Regions from separate parts of the Homo sapiens genome. Here region 2 is linked to region 1. Evidence: chromatin contacts called from ENCODE Hi-C or POLR2A ChIA-PET data. All regions are on one chromosome and are shown on one strand. Each heading gives the region's core, a stretch centred on a gene start or an enhancer-like site at or near the end of the contact. The rest is flanking DNA. Distances are from core to core; before and after follow the strand shown.

Region 1 (4,837 bases), core at 2,338-4,837:
GTGAGGCCCAGAGCTAAGGGGGTGGCAGGCTGGGTCTCCGCCTCTCCATGCATGCACCCCTCCTGCAGCACCCATAGACACCCCAGGGCAGCCACACGCACAGACTCGCACCCAGCCCCTTGGCCTCCCCAGAATCTCAGCCCAGGAATGCCGTGGGAGGCGGAGGGCCAGCCCCTGCAGACGCTCCACTGCGCCGCTGGGTTAAAAGGAAAATGCTTTCTTAATGAGATCAAGGGAGGCCTGTTCTCCCGAGATTTGGTGGTGCCCTAAAAACCCAGCCCAAGGCTACGGAGATTAAAGTCACCTTTGTTCAGCTCAGGGAGCAGGGAGGCCTCTAGAACAGCATCTGAGAAGGCGGGGCTATGGGGTGCGGGGGTGCCGGTCGAACTGTCTCCCGACACCTGAGCCACCAGGAGGGGAGGAAAAAGGCGCTGCTGGGCTATAGGCCTCACCTGCCGCTCAGAGCCTCAGTCTCGTCTTCAGTAAAATGGGCATAACAGAGCTCCCCTGGGCAGAGAACAAAGTGCAAAGACAGATTCTCTCCCTTCCTCTCCCTGACAGCCCTCGGAGGTGGGTGCCATTACCAGCTGAGGCCCAAGTGGGGAAACTGAGGCCCAGAGAGGTGCAGGCACCAGCCTGAGGTCATACCCTGGGGCCGAGGCGGTGCTAGACCAGCCCAGTCCCTGCCTTCTAGGGACCCAGACCCCCCAGTGCCACCTAACTTTCCAGACGAAGACGGGGCTGCAGGAGGAAGAGCCGGGTGGATGAGGGTGGACGGGGGCGGGGGCCGGGGGACACCCACAGGAAGCAGCATTGTTCCTGGAGCCGCGATTCAAAGAAACACAGGATGCCAAGTTCTCCCCAGCAATTGTGGCCGCTGTGGTGGCAGCGCGGCAGCCTGGCTGCTCCTGGGAGGGGCGGGGAACCTCTGGGCCAAAGGCCAGGCTCTTCATCCTGGACTCCAGGCCCATCTCAGCGCGGCCCCTGCTGACCAACCGACCCTCCCCCCAGCCACCACTCCAGTTGCTAGAAGTTTCCTGCACAACCCCCATGCTGTGGTCATCACCATGCCCGGATGGAGTGCCCTTTCTGGGCACTTTTTTACTCTTAGTCTAGCTCAAATGGCGCCTCCTCCAGGAAGTCTTCCCTCCTCCCTCCCTTCCCCCAGCATGTGGGTCAGATGCCCACTGTTGCCTCACACAGCCTCTCGGGGTTTTCCCCCCGCACAGCCCTGACATCTTTCTATCTCCCCCATCAGACCATGTCTGAGTCATTCCGTGCAGGGCTGGGAGAGGGGGGCCCTCTTCTGTGGGTTTCCAGGACCCCTGCCCATCACCCACCACAAGGGGGTCTTTGCTTGCTGTGTGCTGGTGAACTGATGCTGAGGGCAGATTCAACCTGTCCCCTGGTGGGGTGACCCTCCAGTAGGGACCTCAGGGCTCAAGGGAGTGATGGCCCCCACCTCGACCCTGAGTGCCCGCCGGGTTCACCCCATGCCTGCAGGCTTTGCCAGTCTCTTACAACGTGCTCCTGGAAGGACCATGTTCCCCCATTTCAGAGATCAGAGTGAGGGTCTGAGAGGCCCCAGGTCTTGCTCAGGATCACACAGCCCAGCCCTCTGACCACATCCCCTCTGTTGGAGAAAGGCCCCAAATTCCAAGATGAGAGGTGCTCAGAGCTGGTGGTAGCCCAGAGTGGGGCTGAAGGATGCCCAAGATCACATAGCAGTAAGGCTTGAGTGCTGGGGGTGGGGGGGCCAGGCTCAGGGATGGTGCCCCAAAAGGACTGTCAGTAAGAGATGCTGGGGGGGCCCGCTGGTCCCCTCATCGCCAGGCAACCTGAGTGGCCAGCACGCCAGCAGCGGTTCCCACGGAGCGCGTAGCTGCACACAAGGGGCCCGACGCCTTTCTCGCTGGAGAAAGGGGCTTTGTTACCTTGCCCAAGGGGCCGGCGTGAGAGCCGCCCGGCGCTGGGAATCCTAACGGCCCGGCCGCCAAACAAAACCCACGGCCCCCGCCGCCCCCTCCCGCCAGCCCGCTGAGCCCCTGGGAATGGGACGCTGTGTTCCCAGGAGGCTGCCATGGGGTTCCCAGGGCCCCTTCCCCACGCCAGGACCAGGGAGGACCCTGCCCCTCCCCGTCGCCCTCATGACCTCACCAAGCCCTGCTCCCACCCACCCACAGTGCCCCAAAACAGGACAGCGCCAGGTCAGAAGGCCCTGGGTCTCCGGGGTTTGAGCAGGGAGGAAGGCGTGCAGGGTCTTCCCTGAGCCCCCACCCTCACAGCAAATGCCTCTGCATCTCCCAGCCCAGAGACACCCCCCCAGTCCCCGACTGCAAGCCCCACACACTGTCCCCATCCCGCCCCAGCCCAACCGTCCTGCTGTGGCCTCGAGGGAAATGTTCAAAGTGGGGTGTGTCTTAATTATGTGTGTGTAAGAAGCTGATGCCCAACTGAAGTGGGCTGTGCCCAAGGTTGCAGGCCTCAGAGACTACTGCACTGTGCGGGGAGGGTCCCCACACAGACCCCAAAACCTGGAGTTCTTTGAGATGTACTCCCCAGGACCCACCAACCAGCAATGACTTCCCTCCCTCCCCGTACCTTAACACTGTGATGAGGAAAGGGCCCAGAGGTCAGAACCCCTCACTTCTCTAAAGGAAGAGCCTTTCTCCCCAGGAAGGGGTCTGAGCTGAGGGTGGGTCCGAACAGAATTTGCTTGTGGAAGTTTGAGGACATAATGCCCTATGAATGCGCTCCAATGTTTACGGGGTGAGAAGTATCACAGGGCACCAACCCCAAGCACTGGAGACTGGTGTAGGGTCCTGCAGCCATCCAGGACTCTGGAGCTGGACAGGAGGCGGGGCCCCGGGGACAGTAACACAACTGTAACGGGAGAGTGGCCCCAGCAGGCAAACTGGGTGCACCGGGGTGCACTGGCGTCGCCCACAGATGGCCCTAGTGGCTGGATGGGGATGCAGCCTGACTCCCATGGGACACTGCCACCAGCTGGACCAGATGGTGGGTCCCCGCCCCGCTCGCCCGCCAGTCCAGGCCGCGGGGGGCTCACCATCTCCTTGTGGCGCGAGATCCAGGTCTCCAGCAGCAGGTCGAGGCGCGCGCGGTGGAACTTTTTGGTGGTCTTGACAGCGATGAAGACGTCTCGGGGCGCGAGCGGCTCGGCCAGGGGGCGCGGGTGGCCGTCGGCGGGGCGGGGGGCAGCCCCGGGCGGCGGGCCCGCATCTCTGCGCGCGCGGGTGAGCAGGCTGAAGTACTCGGACAGACTGTGCACGTCGCGGACCAGCGCCCCGGGCGCCGCCGCCGCCGCCCCCAGCCCGGGCGCCGGGGCAGCCCCCGCGGGGCCCGCCAGGCTGCGCAGCGCGCGCCGGCCGCGCTCGGCGGGCAGTGGAGGCGGCGGCGGGTCGGCGGTGAGCACCAGCAGGCAGGCGAGCAGCGCGCCCGCCAGCGCCAGCAGCAGGCGCCGGCCGCAGCGCTTGAGCATGGTGGGGTGGCGGCCGCGCGGCGCGCCCTTCCCCGTGCGCCTGCCTTGCACCGACCCGAAGCCCGTCGCTCCGGCGGCGCAGTCCAGCAGCGCAGCACCAGTGTCCCGCGCTCTTAAACCTCCCCGCCCCGGTCCCGCCCCCGTGCGCTCATTGGCTCCCGGGCTCGGGGGCGGGGCCTCGCGCCGGTCGCCGCTCCACGCCCGCAGACCCACGTGGGGCCGCGGCTGGGGGCTGGGAACTGCCCAGAGGGCGCAGCGGCCCCGCCCCCGGCGCGCACGTGCACGCCCCGCACCCCCCCCGCCCCGGGTAGCCCCTGCGGGCCGCCGAGGGGCTTGGGGACGGGCCCGGCCCGCGCCGGTGTCCCTGAAGAGGAAACCCAGCCTGGCCAGCGCCGTCCGGGGATGCACCGGGCGTCCCGGCACGGGAGGGGCGCGCCCTCGGCGCAGCGGGCAGGGTGCTGAGACCCGGGCTCTGGGCTCCGACGCACCGCGGGGGACATCCTACTTCCTCGCTGTGCGCTTCCCCTCCTGAGCACGGCTTCCTCCCCTTGGGACGCGGCAGGCCTTGCAAACTGGGGTGGCGCCTGGGTCTTCCCGAGCGCTCGGTTCAGGGGAGCCGTTATTTGTACAGAGCAAGAGCTTGGCCACCTGTGCCGCAGGTGGGGACACGAGGTTCTAACGAGAAAGCACCAGAACCAAATTCCACTCCTTCCTCCCTGGCTGATTTCCTCGATCCTGGCCCTCCGTCGGGAGGGTTGGCTCCCCGAAATCCTCAGGCGCCCCATGGCGAGGAGAAACGAAGGCCGCCACTTCCCTCGCCGGATGAAAGGCCGCCTTCTGTCCCATTTGGTCTCCTTGCGCTCGGGCCAGATGCGGCCCAGCTGTGCGCCCTCCCCACCCCGCCTCCCCGGCACACGGCCCCCATCCCCGGCCCTTCCCACGGGCCCGGGCCCGCCCCTCGCACGAGCGGGGGCGGCAGGAATGCGCGCCGGCAGCCGAGGGTGAGGGGCGAGGGGCCCGGAAGTGGCCAAGGGTCGCCTGAGCAGGGTGTGAGCCCCCTGCCCGCCACGTCCTCCGGAAGCGTGGACGGAGGCGGCTCTGCCCGTGGCTGCGCTGTCTTCCCGTGCCCTCCTAAGCAGGGTCTCTGCGACCACCACGACCACCACCGCCACCACCGTGGCTAAACTGCCCCCCTCGGAGTTATGTTCACGCCTGAGATGGCATTTTAAATTCTTTAAGTGCCCTTGGAGCCCCTCTCCTTACCTCTACCTGAATGTCAGCCGCAAGACAGCAGCGACCTGGTGTCATTCAGACCTGGAACAGGTTTTGGGACATAGT
Region 2 (5,676 bases), core at 212-2,711, 3.2 Mb before region 1:
GTGTGTCCAGAGCAGAAGGAAGCAGGACTTTGAAGATAAATAGACCCTGTTGAGGGCTTTGCAATGCAGAACAAAACAAGGAGGGTGGATTTTATTTTGGAGACTTCCCCTACCCCCGTCCCTGGAGCTGTTGCTGGCGTAATGGAGGGACACAGTGGGATCACATGCTGCTTGTGGGAGGGTGAATTTTGTAGATCCTTGAAAGGGAGTGGGAGGGAGGGAGAGATCAGATATAGAATATCAAGGGAATTGGAACACCTTGCCAATGTAGTCACTATGGCAAGTCATTTCTAGTAACCTGGGGACATGCCGTCCTCCTACAGCCCTCCCAGAGCCCGTTCGTACAATGTTGCAGGTATTTGCTGTGATTACTTTTCCCATTTTCCAGAAGACCTAGGTGGGATTTGGCCTGAAGGAACCTGGTTCTAAGGGCAGGTTGGGGGCAAGAGGGGAGACGTGGGGCAGTAGTCAAAAGCGAGGATGGCAGCAGCCAAGGAAGAGGCTTTGGTGAAGAGCGGCCGAAGCGAGACCATAGGACACGATCTTGGGCACGCGTGTCTAGGAGGCTGCCCCGGCCTGCTCCTCCTTCCTGTGGTGTGTGTGGGTGCCCTGGAGTAGATCATTGGGCAGTTGCTGCTTTGCTGCATTCCCACCGGCCAGTGAATTTGTTTTAGTCCTCAGGTGCTTTACATAAGGAGGAAACCATGTAACCTTCACAAGTTTTTTCCCAGTCATTTAAAAAGGCTTGTTTTCCAGCCGAAGGCATGTCGAATAAGCTTAATTTCTCTCACTCAGATCAGCTTAATTTCTCTGTGATGTGCATACAGAGAATTGCTTAATTCTCCTTTTGCAACATGTTTTCCCAGCTGCTGAGAGCCCTGCTTTTTTTCCATGGGCCTCCTGACAGAAATACAAACAATTTAAAGCCATGCGGTACCAACTGCTCTTCGTCACCACATGGACTGTGGATGTCAGTGTGTTTCCCCTTGGGCTGGATTTGTCTGGAGCTGGTGGCTGCTTTCTTGTCCTTCCGTGCCTCCTGGGAGTCAGGGATCAAGGCCGTGCTGGGTTGTGCTGAGAGCCACAGCCCCTCCTTCAAGTGGGGTACCCTCCCTTCCCAGCCTAGTCCTACATCCTTGTTGTGTGAGGAAATGAAGTCTGTTCCTTGGATGCGTTCTGACGGGAAACATGTTTTCTGTGGCACCTCTGCTTAGTCTTTCAGTGCAACACAAACAGCCTTTTGATACCTTGTTTTGTAAAAAGTACATTTCCACAATGGGGCTTGACACTGTTCATAAATAAACACATCCGTTTACAGGCAAAGCAAGGGAAGAACACATAAGGGAACAGTTTGACCAGGGGTTTTGCTTTTCCCTCTGTGAATGCCTGGTGTGCACCATCCATCCGAGGATGACTAGGGGAGAACACTATTCTGTGGCTGCCAAAACCACAACAAATGACAACTTTCCATTCTGTCATCTCTCTCGGCACCACTGCTAGCAAGCAATTCATTTTTCTACCATAAAAGGGCAATAGAACTTGTCTATAGCTGCGGTGTCTTCTGCTCTGCAGAGAGAGAGCAGGAGACCGGCAGGGAGAGGCACTCTCAGCAGTAGGCGCAACCGTGCTCACCCCGTGCCTAACAGCCTTGCTTAGTCCGGGCTCCGAGGCAGCAGCAGCCATAAGAAAAAACAGGAGAGGAAGGCGATGTGGCGCTTCTGCCGGGCCCTCAGACTGGGGAGTGTGAGGTCAGGACAGGCTGGCGTGTCGTTTTCGTCTCTGTGGCTGCTGGACGTGTGAATGTGTGGTTCAAACCTTGGTACAAGTTGCTGCACTGGGTCTGCGCAGGTGGTTTTGTATATTGGTATTTGGTACTCTTGACTTGCAGTTGTAGATGTTAGATTTATAAGCCGGACCCAGGAGGTCATATAACCCAGACATGCTTGTTGTACAGATGAAGAACCGTGGATAGGTTAAGTGCTAACTTCGTGTAGCTTGAAGTCATTGAACTTCTTGGCTATATATGAACTTTGGGTTCAGGGGTAGTTCCCTAACCCATCTGTGTCCCCATTGGCCCATTAGTGTATTTTTTGGCTCAGTTAAAGTTGAGCCACAGAAGCCTTAACTAATAGAAATACAGTTCTTAGTTGGTGGATTTGTATGTCAGTTAACCAGGGTCTTTGGAAAGTATATTGTCTTTTCTATAAAATGCTTGGGTCCTTTAGATGATTATAAATAAATGTTCAAAATCAAAACAGGAGTAGTTAGTAGACAAATGCTTAGCTATTTTGACAACACCTAGAACACTTTGAGAGAGTGGCTGTAAAATTTCTGCCCAGTGCACCCTGGCAGACCAGGAGACCAGCCCAACACAAGCTACGCAGCTACAGAGAATGTACTTTCCATAGGCTGAAGGGCATGGCCACCATACACATCTCTGCTCCAGGGCAGGCAGGTCCTCAAATTGCGCCACAAGTGGGCCTCATCCTTTGGCTTGGAGCCCTTGAAGGTTTTCCTATAAACAAGAACTGAGATTTGTTTTGTCGTTTAAACTTACCTTAATTCTGACTGTCTGATCTCATAGCAGATGTTGGAACTGAACTAAGCACATTGCCAAGGGAATAAAAATTGTGTCCAAGAATCTTGCTGATCTGGAAGTTTTGGAGGAAAGCAGGGATTTCAAGGTCAAATGTTATTACCCAGATAGTGCTCGTGGTCAGAATAGATTCTGAGCTCATTGGATCTGAATCAAAAGTTAACTCAGAAGTCATTCCTTAAAGAGAATATCATTGAGTAGCAGTGGCGGAAGCAAGCTCAGTGTGAATGATTCAAGTACTGCATACCTAGACCTTGTTTTGAAGCTGAAAGACTTGTTTGAAAACTGTTCCAGCAAATAAAGAAATTGAGTAGGCCGTCCTAAAATGGAAAGTTTACAAAATGCCCTTTTTAGTAAGACCTTTCTGGATTCTTCTTTTCTCAATAGTGTAAAACTGACTATCTTGATCTATCAAAGAGCTAAGTGGTATAATTTCCTTGGCACTTTCCAAGACCTTTACTGCCTTTGGAATAAACCCATGATGCCTGGGAGCATTCGTCTCACTGTGCTTCTCTCATGTTCTTTGCTTGTGGAAATGTTGGAAGCCTTTGTTTTTTTGGTCAACAACAGCAAGTGAATTCCATCTTATAGAACAGTTATTAATTTTCGTTGTGTCATTTTTAAGGCTGATTTCTTAAGCAAATAGCATCTCCTTGTTGGCCAGAGAGTCTCTACCCGCGTCCATCTCTGTCTTTGCATGCCTGGGCTGCCTGGCCATGGGTGACCAGCTTTAGAGACATCAGCCTTCTTGCTTCCTAATTTGGTCACAGTATGCTTCAGGCAGTCTTGCCTAACTTTAGAACAACACAAGCACAGGGAGCAGCTTTGATATAGCAAAGGGGAATTTCCTCTTATCAAAAGACCTACAGTTCCCTTCTTACTTCCTCTAAAAAGAGGAATTGACACTTGGGGAGGTTGTAGCTTGCTCTGAAGTTCCCTCTTTAAGCTTGGCTTCTTCATGCCGGCTTCTTCCTAGCTAGTTCCTGCTCTTTCCTTCCTCAAATGTCTTGGAGCTTCTTAGCATTAAAGGAGTTTAATTTTATTCTTAAGGAAATCCAATGCAATACCCATCAGCAGGGAACAATTTCAGTACATTTTGGTACCTCAGTACAGTGGAGGTCCATACCGGGGGGTCAGCATCCATACTGAGGTTCAGCAGACTTTTTCTGTAAACATCCATACCAGGGGTCAGCAGACTTTTTCTGTAAAAGGCAAGGTAGTAAATATTTCAGGCTTTGCGGACCATATGGTATCTATCCCAGCTACCTAACTCTGCCTTTATAGCGTGAAAGTAACCACAGACAATATGTAAACAAATGAATGTGGCTGTGTCCCAGTATAATTATATTTACAAAAATTGGCAGAGGGCCAGATTGGCCAGTGAGCTGTAGTTTGCCAACCCGTAGCATATACCATAGCGTTTAAAAGAATGACGTGGAATCCCGTTGTGCAAATATGGAGCTGTCTCCAAGATATTAAGTGAAAAAAGCAAGACGTAGAACAATGGGTGCAATATGCCCACAATTGTGTCTTAAATGGGAGGAGGAAGAGATGCTTGCTGACACAGACATAAAATCTATTTGGAAGGATAGATAAGAAATGGGTAGCAGTGAATCGCTTTTGAGGATGCTCACCAAGGGTTAAGGGAGGAGTGTGCATGTGTCACATTGTATACCCATTGTCATTAACTTAGTCATGTCTGAACATGAGCAAAAGAATTTTTGTTTTGTTTGTATTAAGAGAACTTGAAAAATAGAAATGTGATTATTAAAATATGCTTGTGTATTTTCAAACTCCAAGCTATTTCTTCTGGTGTGTTGGAAGGCTTATTTTACCACCTAAAAAGGAGTGCCTTGCCTCGGGCTGGAGGCGAGGGATGGCGTTTTGTGGTGTGTGGAAGGAGCTGGAACTGAGCAGCTCTGCCTTTCTCCTCGCTCGCCTTCTGCACGGGCTCTGCTTGCAGCACAAGCTCTGGCACTGTCGGACAGGATACAGCCAGTGAGAAACCTTGGACCAGAAGTCAGGGCCCCGCGGGAATTAGTATGGCTTTTAGTAGTTAGAATTCAAGACTGTTTCCAACTGCTGCCTTTTCCCACAGAGTATGTCTGACTAACAAGGATGGGTTCTGATTCACCCGGCGTTGCTATGACCGCTTTTTAAAAATGTCTGCTTTGGGTTGTGAAATCAGCAAATAAAGTTGTTACTTTCCTAGTATGTGTAACAGTTAGCTTTTGGTATGTGAGGAACAAGTAAAAGGCTTAGTGGCAAATCCTTGTCTGCTTAGAAGGCAGTGTACATATAAACAACTAAAAAATTCCCATTTGGCTGCCAGCCTCGATTCATAGTTCCCTCTTCCAGCTCCCAAGCAAATATTTTTCAAATAGCCGTGCTAAGCCTTTTCCAGGCATGATTTGCGGGCTTACTTGCTGTCATTCTATTTTTCAGCAAAACTCTGGGTAGGAATGTCGGAAATTATACCTTTTGAAATCCCTCCTTGAAAACATGGAGATTTGTAGGTATGCAGAGGCAATTGTAACAATATAAAGTATTGTATCTCTTCCACTAGAGTAGGAGGGCCTGACTGTCGGCCCCTGGGGTCTGTCTTTCATTACTTGTCTTGACTTCCGCTGTAAAAGCATTAAGTGGGAAGGTAGCAGTTCTGCTGAACAAGCAGACATTGCCTTCTGTAAGAGAAGTTATTTAAAACATCGAAAATATGTTTGAAAGATATTGGTGTAGTTTCCTCTGACCTCAATTTCATACACTAGTAACTCTCCGGTGTCTAGAGTTAGTACTGATGGACTCCCTGCCGGGTGGCCAGAACCATGTGTCCATGCCAGATAGAAGATTCTACTTCACTTGATTGAGGACGCTAAGAAGTTGTGCTTTGCCATACATGTTGCCCCTAAGGAGAAGCTGGGCATTTTAAAGAATAGACTTAAAACTAACACACATACTCTGTTTTTCTCACACACACATTCCCCCTCTCCCCTTCTCTTCTACACACACCAGCACTGCCTTCCCCACCCCCACCATAGCTCTCTCCATTACTGCCTTTAACCTTGAAACCTCTCTTGTAC

The links. A loop is a pair of places that touch in the nucleus more often than their neighbours do. ChIA-PET counts read pairs that join two places held with the same protein, here RNA polymerase II (POLR2A). Pooled maps may share reads with other maps.
Region 2: a map with no recorded cell type shows a loop between it and region 1 (5-fold over the local background). The contact joins the enhancer-like site here to the promoter of LFNG in region 1. A Hi-C loop is called at or near these places in 1 of 37 single-sample maps with no recorded cell type and 4 of 50 pooled maps. POLR2A ChIA-PET finds 5 or more read pairs at or near these places in 1 of 52 experiments (naive thymus-derived CD4-positive, alpha-beta T cell).

Annotation. Positions count from the first base shown.
Region 1 is chr7:2,518,524-2,523,360 of GRCh38, reverse strand. LFNG (LFNG O-fucosylpeptide 3-beta-N-acetylglucosaminyltransferase) reads right to left here and starts at 3,587. Exons shown (of 8, transcript NM_001040167.2): 1 at 3,068-3,587. The coding sequence starts at 3,499. RefSeq lists enhancers at 1-384, 1,251-1,310, 1,351-1,480 and silencers at 3,412-3,521, 3,532-4,061.
Region 2 is chr7:5,691,441-5,697,116 of GRCh38, reverse strand. The region is part of intron 13 of RNF216 (ring finger protein 216); the gene reads left to right. Among named protein-coding and RNA genes, the nearest start is that of RNF216-IT1, 14 kb to the right of the region's middle. RefSeq lists enhancers at 31-531, 532-1,032, 1,662-1,901. Within about 2 kb of position 1,461, at least 31 of the 41 ENCODE cell types and tissues checked have a DNase peak (open chromatin) inside an H3K27ac peak, as active enhancers do.